2 separate regions of the Mus musculus genome follow, and region 1 is linked to region 2. A link is a contact called in ENCODE Hi-C or POLR2A ChIA-PET data. All regions are on one chromosome and are shown on one strand. Each heading gives the region's core, a stretch centred on a gene start or an enhancer-like site at or near the end of the contact. The rest is flanking DNA. Distances are from core to core; before and after follow the strand shown.

Region 1 (5,388 bases), core at 2,189-4,688, 60 kb before region 2:
GTGTAGACCAGGCTGGCCTTGAACTCAAATATCAGCCTGCTTCTGCCTCCTGAGTGCTGGATTAAAGGAGTGCGCCACCACTACCTGGCCAGCTTAAATTCTTATCATGTGACTAGAAACTGGGCGATAGAAGACAATCCAGGAAATGCCTGGCTCCTGTGTCATAGTTTTTGAGCCCTAACTTTTCCCTACAGCAGACTAATCATATTGATAGCAACTCAATGGTAGATTCTTGAAAGTGCAGCCACTATCCAGGAATTCCTAGTCAGCTAGGTAAGCCAGAAGGCTGGCCATAGTTAAATAAAAAAAACCTCCAACTAGCTAGTAAAACTAGGGTTAAACCCCAGACAGAAGGAGTTCATGTATCCTAATTGGAGCCTGCTTAATTGTATTTGTATTCCACGTATTATCTTTTAGCTAGGTGTGACAGTATATTTTCTTTAATAACGGTCTTCCAAGTGTTTTGAATGACCATGTTATAGAACATACCAAGTAAGAGGGAATGGACTTATCTTACAGCTTGCTGTGATTTCTACCTAAAGCAGTCAAAAGGGCCTGGGGCTGTGGCTCAGTTGGTAGATTCCTTGCCTGCCACACACAAAATAGGGGTTTCTGGTACAGACCTATAATCCCATCAATTAGGATGTAGAGGCAGGAGAACCAGGAATTCAAGGCCATCCTTAGCTACATAACAAGTTTGAAGTTGACTTGGGTTACATGAGATCCTATTTCAAATAAAGGAAAGTCACAAATACAACCAAGATAAAATTAAACCAAGAAAGCTGATGATTTCTCCCCGCCTTAGAGAATCCTACGCAGAATTTTCAACTGAAATATTTTTATCAGAAGTGTGGTATATTTAAAGAAAATCAAATCATATGTAGTAATGCACACCTTTAACCCCACCACTCAGAAGGCAGAAGCACATGGACCTGTGACTTCAAGGCTAGCCTCCTCTCCATATAGGGACTTTCAGGCTCTGCAGGGGTGGGGTGGGTGGGGAATCAGAGCATCTACTCCCCCACAGAGTCATTTCTGGTTGGATGCCCGAGTCATTGTAAAACCTTTAACATTGTCGTTTTGATGAAGAGCTTCAAACTGCTTTATGAGAGTGTGCCGAGTTGGTTATAGTAAGAGAAGAAATAAAGTAACAGCTGCAGGAAGCAAAAACAACTCAGCGCCAGGAGCCTTTCAACATCATACATTTTCCTGTTAGTAGTTGTCCTTTGAATAATTCCTTGCTTAGAGAAGGACCTCAGCCTCAGAACCAACAGCAAAAGAGTTCGAAGGCAAATAGATGTGACTCCCTTGACTGTGGAAGCAGCTTGCGAAGTCAATGAGTCAGGATTCAGCAGGATGTTATCAATGTTTCTGATTATACCTTTGTTTTCCCATCCTTGTTTCTGCCCCTCCCAGGAGAGATGGTGACCTCTGGTGCATCTGTGCCCAGGTTTCTCTTTGAAGGGTTGCCTAACAATGCCCAGAGGTGTCCATTTCCTGTTCTTGTAGGCTCACCCAGCTCTTTGCTGTCATTGAATTCAGTTTTTCAGCAAGCCCATTGTCTTGCATTATTAATATACAATTAAGTACATTACAGCTATTGTGAACAAATAAAGAGATACAGAGGCATTGAAGTGGAAGGATTCATTTCAACCAGGAGGAAAGGGTAATTGTTTTCAAGGACAAGGGCTGGTACAGGTTTCTGTGGAGGGGTGATGAAGAGCAATAATCAATGATGATGTGAAGCTCTTGAGTCTGGGTCAATGAGAATTTATTAAATAAATGAACTCCCAACTGGTTAACAACAATATGAATGCTTATTTCCAACACAGGAAGAGAAATGAAACAACTTGTAGGCTGTGTAGGGTGCTGAATTTGGTTGTAGATTCTTGTGAAAGGATGCCTGTGGGCAAGCTATGAAAATTGGTTTAGATAGACTCTTTTCTGAGGTCAGGCGACAGTTTATGAGTTATCAGTAAGATAAAGACTGTACAGCCCCACAGCCCCTCCACCGCCCCCAGACAGGGTTTCATGGATACCTGGCTTGGCTTGAACATACCTACCTACCTGAGGATTATATTGAATTTCTGATCCTCTAGCCTTGCCTCCTGAGGGCCAGGATTACAGGTCTGCAACATTGTGTACTTTTATCTACTGCTGGTTTTGAGTGTAACAAACAATCTATAGCATAGTCCCTAAAGTGACCTTTGTGTCAGGCTATACCTAGTCACACAAATAACATCAGTCTCTGGTTAAATGATTTGGTCAACTAGTGGAACTGTGGGTCAAGTTTATGACTTCTCAGCATTAATTTAGGCTGGTTTTGTTATTATCTTCACCCCCTTTAGCCATTAACAATGGTGATGCTTGGTACCAGAAGAAGCAAGGAATCATTGCGGCGGCGGGGCGGGGGGGGGGGGGGATAGTATTAACAAGTTAGAATGACCAAGGGGATTTTGGGGGCAACCGTGCTGAAAGGTCAAATGAAGAAAAGGAAGGTCCGCACAGGATCTGCTCCCTTTTTGTTCCAGGCGTTACTCTTTGTCTTCTTGAAAGATCTAAGGACTGTAGACTTGCAACAACAAATGCCAGCGTAAGGACGACTAATTTCAGTGTGGGGTGGTAGTGGTGAAAGGCTAAACATTTTCAAATCAGAAGGTGCATGTCCAGAATAAGAGAAGGAAGGGGTGGCCTGCAAAATGATGGGTTCCAAGCAAACGGTCCAGACTGGGGCATGGCTGTCTTGACTAAAGCAGGGGTTTCAGTGAAGAATCCCAGAGTAGGTTGGGAATGACATTCTAGTATCCGATAGCATGGGAAGGCCCAACCAGGATACAAAAGGTTAGGAAGTTCAAGGCGGGGACTCCCTGGCAGACAGTTGACAAAGAGGAGCCAAGGTCCTTTCCCTAGATGCTGGGGAAGCCCGGGGCCCCGAAGAAGCGCTCTGGGTCCCACGAACTCGCCAGCCCTTGGCACGGGAAGCGGAGGTTCCCGGACATTCCTGGCTGCCCCATGCATCTGGGGGCTCCCTCCTCGGAGCTCCCTTGGCTCCGTATCCTTTCCTTGCTCCTCCCCAGGAGCGAGAAAGGCATGCTCACGCGAGTCTCCACACTCCGCAGCAGCCTCCCCAGACGGATCGCGGCCGCCAGGAGAGTGCTCGTCTTAGCACCGGTGGCGGAGCGCACAGAACAGCTTAACGGTCCGGCATCCGCATCCGCACCCGCCCCGCCCGTCGGCGCCGCTGCCCCGCCCGCCTCTGCGTCATGACGCTAGCGCCCAACGCGGAAGCCGCCCGCCGCCTGGACCAGCCGAGGGCTGTGCGCCGAGCCGCGACGGGCGGGAGCCGGCGGGGGCGCGAGGCGAGCGCAGCTGCAGCCTAAGCGGCCGAGCGCGCGGAGCGGGCGGAGCGAGCGCCCAGGACTGAGCGCGGGCGGAGCGGGGCTGGAGCAGGCGCGCAGCGGCGGCCGCCCCGGGGGATGCAGCTGCCTCCCCGGGCTGGCGTGTAGGGAGGGCGGGTCCCCGGCCTCGGCGGCGCGGCGGTGGAGGGGACCGAGACTGCGACCATGGCGACCCCTGGCAACCTGGGGTCCTCCGTCCTGGCGAGCAAGACCAAGACGAAGAAGAAGCACTTCGTGGCTCAGAAAGTGAAGCTGTTCCGGGCCAGCGACCCGCTGCTCAGCGTGCTCATGTGGGGGGTCAACCATTCGGTAAGGCTCCTCTGCGGCGCGCTCCTCTTGCTCCTCGGGCTCAGCCTCCCGGCTCTGCTCCTCCTGCTGCAGCGGTGGCAGGGCGGGGACCTCTAGCCGGCTAGCTCGGTCGGTCCCGGGCCCTCTGGCCACTCGCCTCTTGGGGTACCCCTAACCCCACGACAAGCGTCCATCTCCTGGGTTTCTCCGGCGGCGCTTGCGCTCCCTTTGGAACCCAGGGAGGGTGCAGGATGAGAAGCATTCTCTGTTCTGTGCTTCTGAGCCTCTCCGCGGCTGTCCTGTCCCGCATTCGTCCTCCCGCCGGTCGGTGCTCGCTGTCCGCGAAGTGGGAAGTTTGTGCGGGGACCGACTCTGTCTCAGCTATCAGTCCTGGCGGGGAACCGCTCAGGGCCCAGTCCGAGCGATCGCTCCACTTGTCTGGGACCGATGGGCCCTCCTGCCCTGAGCGGGTGGGCAGGTGAACCTGTCCCTGTCAGGAAGAGTCCGGAGCTTCTCGGAGATAGGACTGGAGTGAATCAGAAGATTTTGGGCGGCAGCTTGAGAGCTTAGCTTTCTTTTTTCCTTTAAAGGCAGTATTGTCAGACTCTAGGAGAATTTTTTTGGGGGGGTGGGGGGTGGGGGTGGGGAAGACGGGCAAAGGAAAAAAAAAAGCAACGTAAATATGGCCCTGGTGCTGAGCGTCTTCTCTTCATCCCTTCCCGCATCGCCCAGCTGCTGTGCCCTTTCCAGACCTCCTGGCGGGGAGTCTTCCTCCCTCCCCCTTGCTTCCTCCCCTCCTTGGGGAGCCAGGCAGAAGTCACAGACTTCTGCAGAAGGATGGCCTTGGTGGTGATAGTCGGAGGGGGTCCCGGCGGTCGCGAGTTCGAGGTGGTCTAGAGTTAATTACATCCATTTTGGAGGTTGTTTAAAAGACTGTCGGGGTGCGCGTTGGGGAGGGTTAGTCTAGCGCACAGCTAGGGATGTAAGGAGGTGCGCGGCTGCAGACTCTGCGGACTGCGGTGTGGGGGGCTGAAACAGCGTCCTGCTGATCTGACAGCGAGAAAACTCCTGCAGCTTTAATCTTCTTAGATGGGCTCAGGAAACGTGATAGGCGCTGTTGGCTGAGCCTTGAAAGTTTCAATGAGCTTGTGAATTTTGACCATGACCTTACCTACTGCAGTCAGCCAGCTTCAGAGAGAGAGCTTGAGCCTGCTGCTCTGCTTTTGTTTTCAGTGGATGCCCAGGTGTCCCTTTCAGCATAATGTAAGTGACAGAAAGCCAGCGTGGTTTTTGCACTCTTAAATTAACAGAGTTGTTTAAAATGGCTCAGTATCTTTTATTTATAGTTTTCCTCCCAAGCAGAGCTGGAGAAAGGTGAAGCAATATGAAGATGATTGTGTTTATCTGGAACGTTTTAAAGAGTTGAGAAATCTATTACTTTACTGCTGGGTCTACTGGGGTTCATTTTACTGACATCTTTAGCTGTTAGGAATGTCAACTGTTAAAACAGCAGACAACAATGCACCCCCCCCCCCCCGTTTTATTTCAGAAAGCAAAGTTACAGTTTTCCATTGCCATAAGTCTCTAATTTAGTTATGTTTGGTTTTGTAAAGTTCTTTTTGTTATTTACCTTACTATTAGCAACTTCCTAATTATTGCAACTGGGCACGCACGGTTAATGCAGGTTGGGCGTGGACCCATG
Region 2 (5,547 bases), core at 2,023-4,522:
TGTCCTAGCCTCTCTGGAAATAATTATGCGATTCAGTTTTCCTGAAAATTTTACTATAGCATCTGTTTTCACAATTAAGTTGGAATTATTAATGGCCTTGGGCATCTGTGCCCAGCAAAATCATTTACCATTCCAGAAACCCTCACTGTGGGGTTTCCCTTCCTGCTTATTATTATATCATGGCTGGGCAGCAGGCGGGAACACCGTCTCACTCACCCAGAAGCCAGTTGCTTCTTCAGAGTTGCTTCAGAGGTGCTTCTTGGGCACCTCTGAAACCACAGCTGTTTCCCCTTCATGTGAATTCTGACCCACAGATCTTGGGAATTCAGGTGAGTCTGGTGCTGTGGAGCTTAGCTGCAATCACAGCACTTGGGAGGCTGGTACAATAGCGTTCTGGAGACACAGATTCGAAACCAGTCATGGCACAGTAGTGAGACCTCGTCTCAAAGCCAGACACTGGAAATGTCAAACCAACAAGAGCCAGTCTGGGTGAAAATTTCCGTAACACATGATCTTGGGGCAAGATCACCACATGGTGCTGTAACCCACTGGACTGTGGGCGACAGGGCCCAGTTGCGTTCCTGTCCCTTCCTTTCACTGTGGACAGTTGTATCTGTGGCATGTAATGCAAGAGAAGAAGGTGACCTGACAGCCAGTGCTGCCGAAGGGAGATCAGAAAGAGCTGTGTAGGAGCTCAAGAGCAGATGTTCTCATCACTGTGGCCTGGGGGCTGAGGGGTCCTCAGTGGAGGGCTGGGACCAAGGGAAGGAAATGGCTTCCCTCGGGATGGAGAATTTGATCTTTTGACTTCCTTCATTCCTTATCACCCGCTCCGATGGCTGAGGCTTTCCCCTTTCCGTGCGTTCCTTCTTATCTCTTCCGGCAAACAGAAATGTCCGTGCAATGGCCCTGAGCTTAATTTACAACCCCAGGGATGGTCCTTGCTGGGACATGTTTTTTTTTGTTTTTAGTTGGAATTTTTATTTAACATAATGTTCACTGGACAAATACTATTTCCCAGTTCTCTGGGCTGCACACAAGTTTACCGGTCAGGAAGAGGGACTTTTTCCATGCTTAGTGTTAGTTAGTACACATTGACTGTTATAACAGTAATTATTATCATCAACTTAGGAAACGATATGCTTAGTGATTTTTTTTTTTAAATCACAGATAGTTAAACCTTCCAATATCGCTAATTTCTTAGAGTTACGGCAGCCACGTCATCACAAAGACATTGCTTCCCAGAAGTAGTTATCCCCTGGGATATCACAGTTACTGCATGGGATAGATAAGAATTGTCACGTGTAGCTTATAAACTCATGGATGCTAATTACTGCTTGTTAAGCACACATTTAAGCCCTGTGTCTCTGTGAGCTCAGTTATACAAGTCAGAGTCTATGGAGGAAAACTGACTTGACCCTCAGGCCCCCACATCTGTATGCATGCACACACACACACACATGCTCACACACATGAACAGTACATACGTAATGAACTACAGAGCATGCAAGACGTTTTTTGAGATCAGTACTGTGTAGATATACAAATGAAATGGTACTTAAATGAGAGAGAGGATGACTGAGACCAGAAACTCCTTAATCACCTCACTAACACTGAGGTGAGATCTGTCTTGTTTATAGACTGCTGCTGTGGTAAGTTCCGATGTTCCATGGGGAGGTGTGTAGGGCTGATCCTGTCTCCATTTTGTAATTGAGGAAACTGGGGCAGAAAAAGAACAGTATTCCAGTAAGGCATTTACAGCTGCCTGTAAATTCCCATGAGAGGTTGGAAATCGGAAAGTGCCATTTGTGCTGGAGGAATAGCCTAGAGAGGTTTGGGGCATCTTTAAAGCCAGGCGTGGTGGTCCACATCTGCGGGCCCCATGAGAGAATCAAAAGTTAGAGACTGCCTGAGCTACATGGTGAGACCTGGTCTCAACAAAACAAAAAGTGAGAAAGTAAACTTTAAACAAGAAAGAAACTTTTTTTTTGAGTGGGAAAAACACAGCCCAATGAGAAAGAGTCTTGCAGGCATTTATAGACCCATCTGATAAAGGAATACTGGAAAATATTAAATTATTCATAAGTTGCCTGATAACTAGTAAATAAATGCATGACGGAACATTTAGAATTTGGCACAGCCTTTGAGAAAAGCTATTAAACAAATGTATTGTGCGAGAACAAAAGGCTTTAGTGAAATTTTTACTCGGATAAATTGGATGACAGACAGCTAAACTCCCAACTAAAGCTACAAATGAACGTATCACAGTGATCTAATTAGTGAGTTATCTTATAGGGCCAGTTGACTTTAAAAATTATATTTTGAGGGAGCGAAGAGGCCTGGTTCTTGGAGGTGAGACGCTGCTGAGTGGGGCTTGCTTGCTGCCCCTGGGCAGATGGCATGTCCTCGGCCACACTCTGATCCCCACAGATAACCCTTCGGATTGCTTGCCTGCTGTTTGAAGACCGTGTTGCAATCTTTAGCCTTTATTGGGCAAATTGATCTCTTAAAGACATTGTGGTCTGGCAGGGCCACTTCTTGTTCATTAGGTCTGAAGTGTGTTTTAAATAGCTACATTCAATTAGACTCGCCACCTGAGAGCACGAGAAGAAAATGTGCCTCTTGCAGACCACAGGAGCAGGGGGAGGCTTTGTGTTGGATTGTGGTTAATCTGCCGTCTGCACTTCCTGGACAGAAACTGCTTAAGTAAAGAGCACGTGTTGGGGTTTCTTCCATAAAAATCAAAGTTCTGTGTGAAGTAACAGGGCAGTCACATATTCATGACTAAATTTTTCATTCTGAGTGGAAATCCTGGGAGAAGATAATGCTTATTATCTAGAGCCTGTGGTTAAATATTTTCAAAGACGCTTATAAAAATTGGGATAGGAGGAATAAGAGAAAGAAGCTGCCCCATGGGGTGGGGACACCTCTCTTTGGTGGGATCTTTGAGAAGGCTATAATAACCTAAGGCTCAGGTAATACCCGGGCTAAAAGTACACGCAGAGCGAGCGCCCACACCATAGAGGGTTAAGGAATTCACCGTCTCTCCTACATTTTTAACTGTTAAGGTTTTTTGTTCTTTAAGTATTCTCTATGCTTCATGTCAATTGTTACACATTTAAATTTTTTTTTTCTTAACTTGTGTATCATAAAATGGAATCTTTTTGAGGAGAAGGGAAACAAATACTAGATAACCCCCTGGATCATGTGATGTGACTGTGGAGAGGGGCCAACAGGAAGAGCAGGCCTGGCCACAGTTTTCCAGGAAGGCTTTGAGGATGAAGGGAATCCGATCTCAGCAGTCCTGAGGGTGTGCAGTCTCCCAGGGGGATTGTGGAGGGCTGTGGGTTAGGGGCCTTCAGGAGGAAAGCTGTGCCTTCAATGGCTTCCTTGGAATTTTTATTTTCTGTGTGTTTTTCCTAGAACATCACTCTTCTTTCCACATGTGGTAATTGTTGTCCCTTCCTTAGCCCTCTGCCCCAGGCCTGATGCTGGATCTTCCTGCGGCATCCTGGCAGTGCTGTTGAGAGAACTCCAAAGGGTCCTCATGGTCCCACATGAGTTCATGTTTTCATGGGGTCACTTACGGATTGCTTCATGCTCTTTCTATGGACCAGATGAGCAGAAAATCTCCACCATCCCCTGTGTCTGCTAGGGGTGTGTCTCTTAGTACCTGAGACAAAAGTGAGGAATGTGGTGGTGGGAGGAAGAGTTCTGGGCCAGCTGTCACCCAGCCATCTGATCTTCCTGTTGAATGTGGGCTACAGTAGCAGTTACAGTGGCAACATTGGTTTTCCCCTGCACAGGGTCTAGAGCAGATGCGTCTCCCACAGGGTGTACAGCAGGAGGCTGCCTGTCACTACCTCCTACTGCCTCCCTTGCCTTTCATTTTCTTATCTGTGTGTGTGCTTCCACTCCATCCCTGCTGCTTCTCATAAAATAATGACGTGTTTACTTTAAGACAGAGCAGGAAATACACATTGCCATTTAGATATGAAATTATCTGGAAAGACTTAGAATCTTATTGTCCTGCCCCCTGCTGTGCTGCTGAAGTCCCCTGTGGCCTCTTCCTTACTGCGTTCTCCTGCTCTCCCTTCTCTGCTCCCATGAGATAATTAATAATAATAATAATAATAAAATATTTATATAACAAAACAATATATGTACTGCTGTCACAGAAGGCATTATATTTCGTACTCTGCTAACAGCTTTTCTTAGCTTCTTATTTGACAATCTTTGGAATGTCTATAATAAATGCCTGGTTTATTTTTCTGTGGAAAAATGTCCCTTGGTCATCCAGGGCTGGCCAACATGCTGCTTTTCTCTGCTGATTCCTTCCTGTGACAAGAGTCAGGCTTTCCCCAGATGAAAGGTGGTGATCTCAACCCATTCACCTCAGGAATGACCTAGCTAGGCCTCACTACGTCTCTTCAGTAAGTGGTTAAAACTGGGTCAGACCTGGCTGTACTACACTACACAGAGTTCCATCCCACCCCTGTTCCTGAGACACACTGCCTGAACCACATGGGGAAAGGACAGCACCTGCCACTTCTAGTGTGACACAGGTATTAAAGCTCTTATTGAGGAGCAGAGAACATTCCAGAACTGAGGGTGGTCTTGGTTTTGTGCCATTCAAACCAGTTGGCTTCCTGTCTCTCAGGAAGGTTGTCTGTGAGACAAAGTGTGTGGACTAGAATCTACCACCTTTGAGAAGACAATGACCTGAGGAGACACAGAATGCTGAAGGAGGCACTGGGGTTGTCCGTACACTGTTTTCATGAGATGGAAGAGGAAGGAGACCTTCCACTTTTGGAAGAAGTGTCCAAAATCTTGATAGAATGTAGACAGAAGTCACAGCCTCCCCTCTGTCCTTTTGGTTTGTTTCTGGCCACATTTGGGGACTAGGGCTGAGAGACAACTCACCAGGCCAGAGGTGGGTCCTAGCCTTCCTTTGCTGGGCAAAGCACACTGTTCCTTCTCAAGCCAACCACGCCGGCTCCAGGGCGCCCCTCCTGGCTTCTGTGTACCTCCAGGCTCCCCAGTTTGCCTGGGTTGGTAAAGTTTTACTACTACAGCAGATGGGCCTATCGTTTCAAGACATTTTCTACTTGTGACTCGAAGCAAAGTTTATGTTGTTATCTTCTACATGTATATCCCAGAAAAATGAATCCCAAGCCCTGGTACGCAAGCGAGGCTCTGTGGGGTTTGCTGTGGGATTTGGAGTCCCAAAGCATATCTGGAAATTAACAGAAGCTGGTGTTTTCCTTCTGCAGTTAGGGGAAGTTACTAACACACACACACGCGCGCACACACACACACTCACACACACGCACACACAGGCACACACACACACACACACAATTGACTACTAGGTTGATTGGTTTAGTGCCTTTTTTCCATTTATAAAACATTGATGGTTTGATAGCAGTAGTCTGGTCTACCTCTTCCCTCCGCTCCCATTTCTTTTGATTCAGGGTCTCACTATGTAGCCCTGTCTAACAGAACTCTAGAGCTCACTAAGAAAGGCCAGCTTCATTCTTGCTGGTT

What was found. A loop is a pair of places that touch in the nucleus more often than their neighbours do. ChIA-PET counts read pairs that join two places held with the same protein, here RNA polymerase II (POLR2A).
Region 1: a loop to region 2 is called in a map of heart, with 2.5 times the contacts of the local background. The contact joins the promoter of Pip4k2a here to the enhancer-like site in region 2. A Hi-C loop is called at or near these places in 8 of 37 maps with a recorded cell type or tissue (T-helper 2 cell, gastrocnemius, heart and 2 more). POLR2A ChIA-PET finds 5 or more read pairs at or near these places in 1 of 5 experiments (Patski).

The regions. Positions count from the first base shown.
Region 1 is chr2:18,996,171-19,001,558 of GRCm38, reverse strand. It overlaps Pip4k2a (phosphatidylinositol-5-phosphate 4-kinase, type II, alpha), which reads left to right and starts at 3,438. Exons shown (of 10, transcript NM_008845.4): 1 at 3,438-3,707. The coding sequence starts at 3,564. 4930426L09Rik (RIKEN cDNA 4930426L09 gene) reads right to left here and starts at 3,240. Exons shown (of 1, transcript NR_024323.1): 1 at 1,755-3,240.
Region 2 is chr2:18,936,141-18,941,687 of GRCm38, reverse strand. All of the region lies in intron 1 of Pip4k2a (phosphatidylinositol-5-phosphate 4-kinase, type II, alpha), which reads left to right. Among named protein-coding and RNA genes, the nearest start is that of Pip4k2a, 59 kb to the left of the region's middle. Within about 2 kb of position 3,272, at least 1 of the 3 ENCODE cell types and tissues checked has a DNase peak (open chromatin) inside an H3K27ac peak, as active enhancers do; it is heart, where a contact is called at or near this core.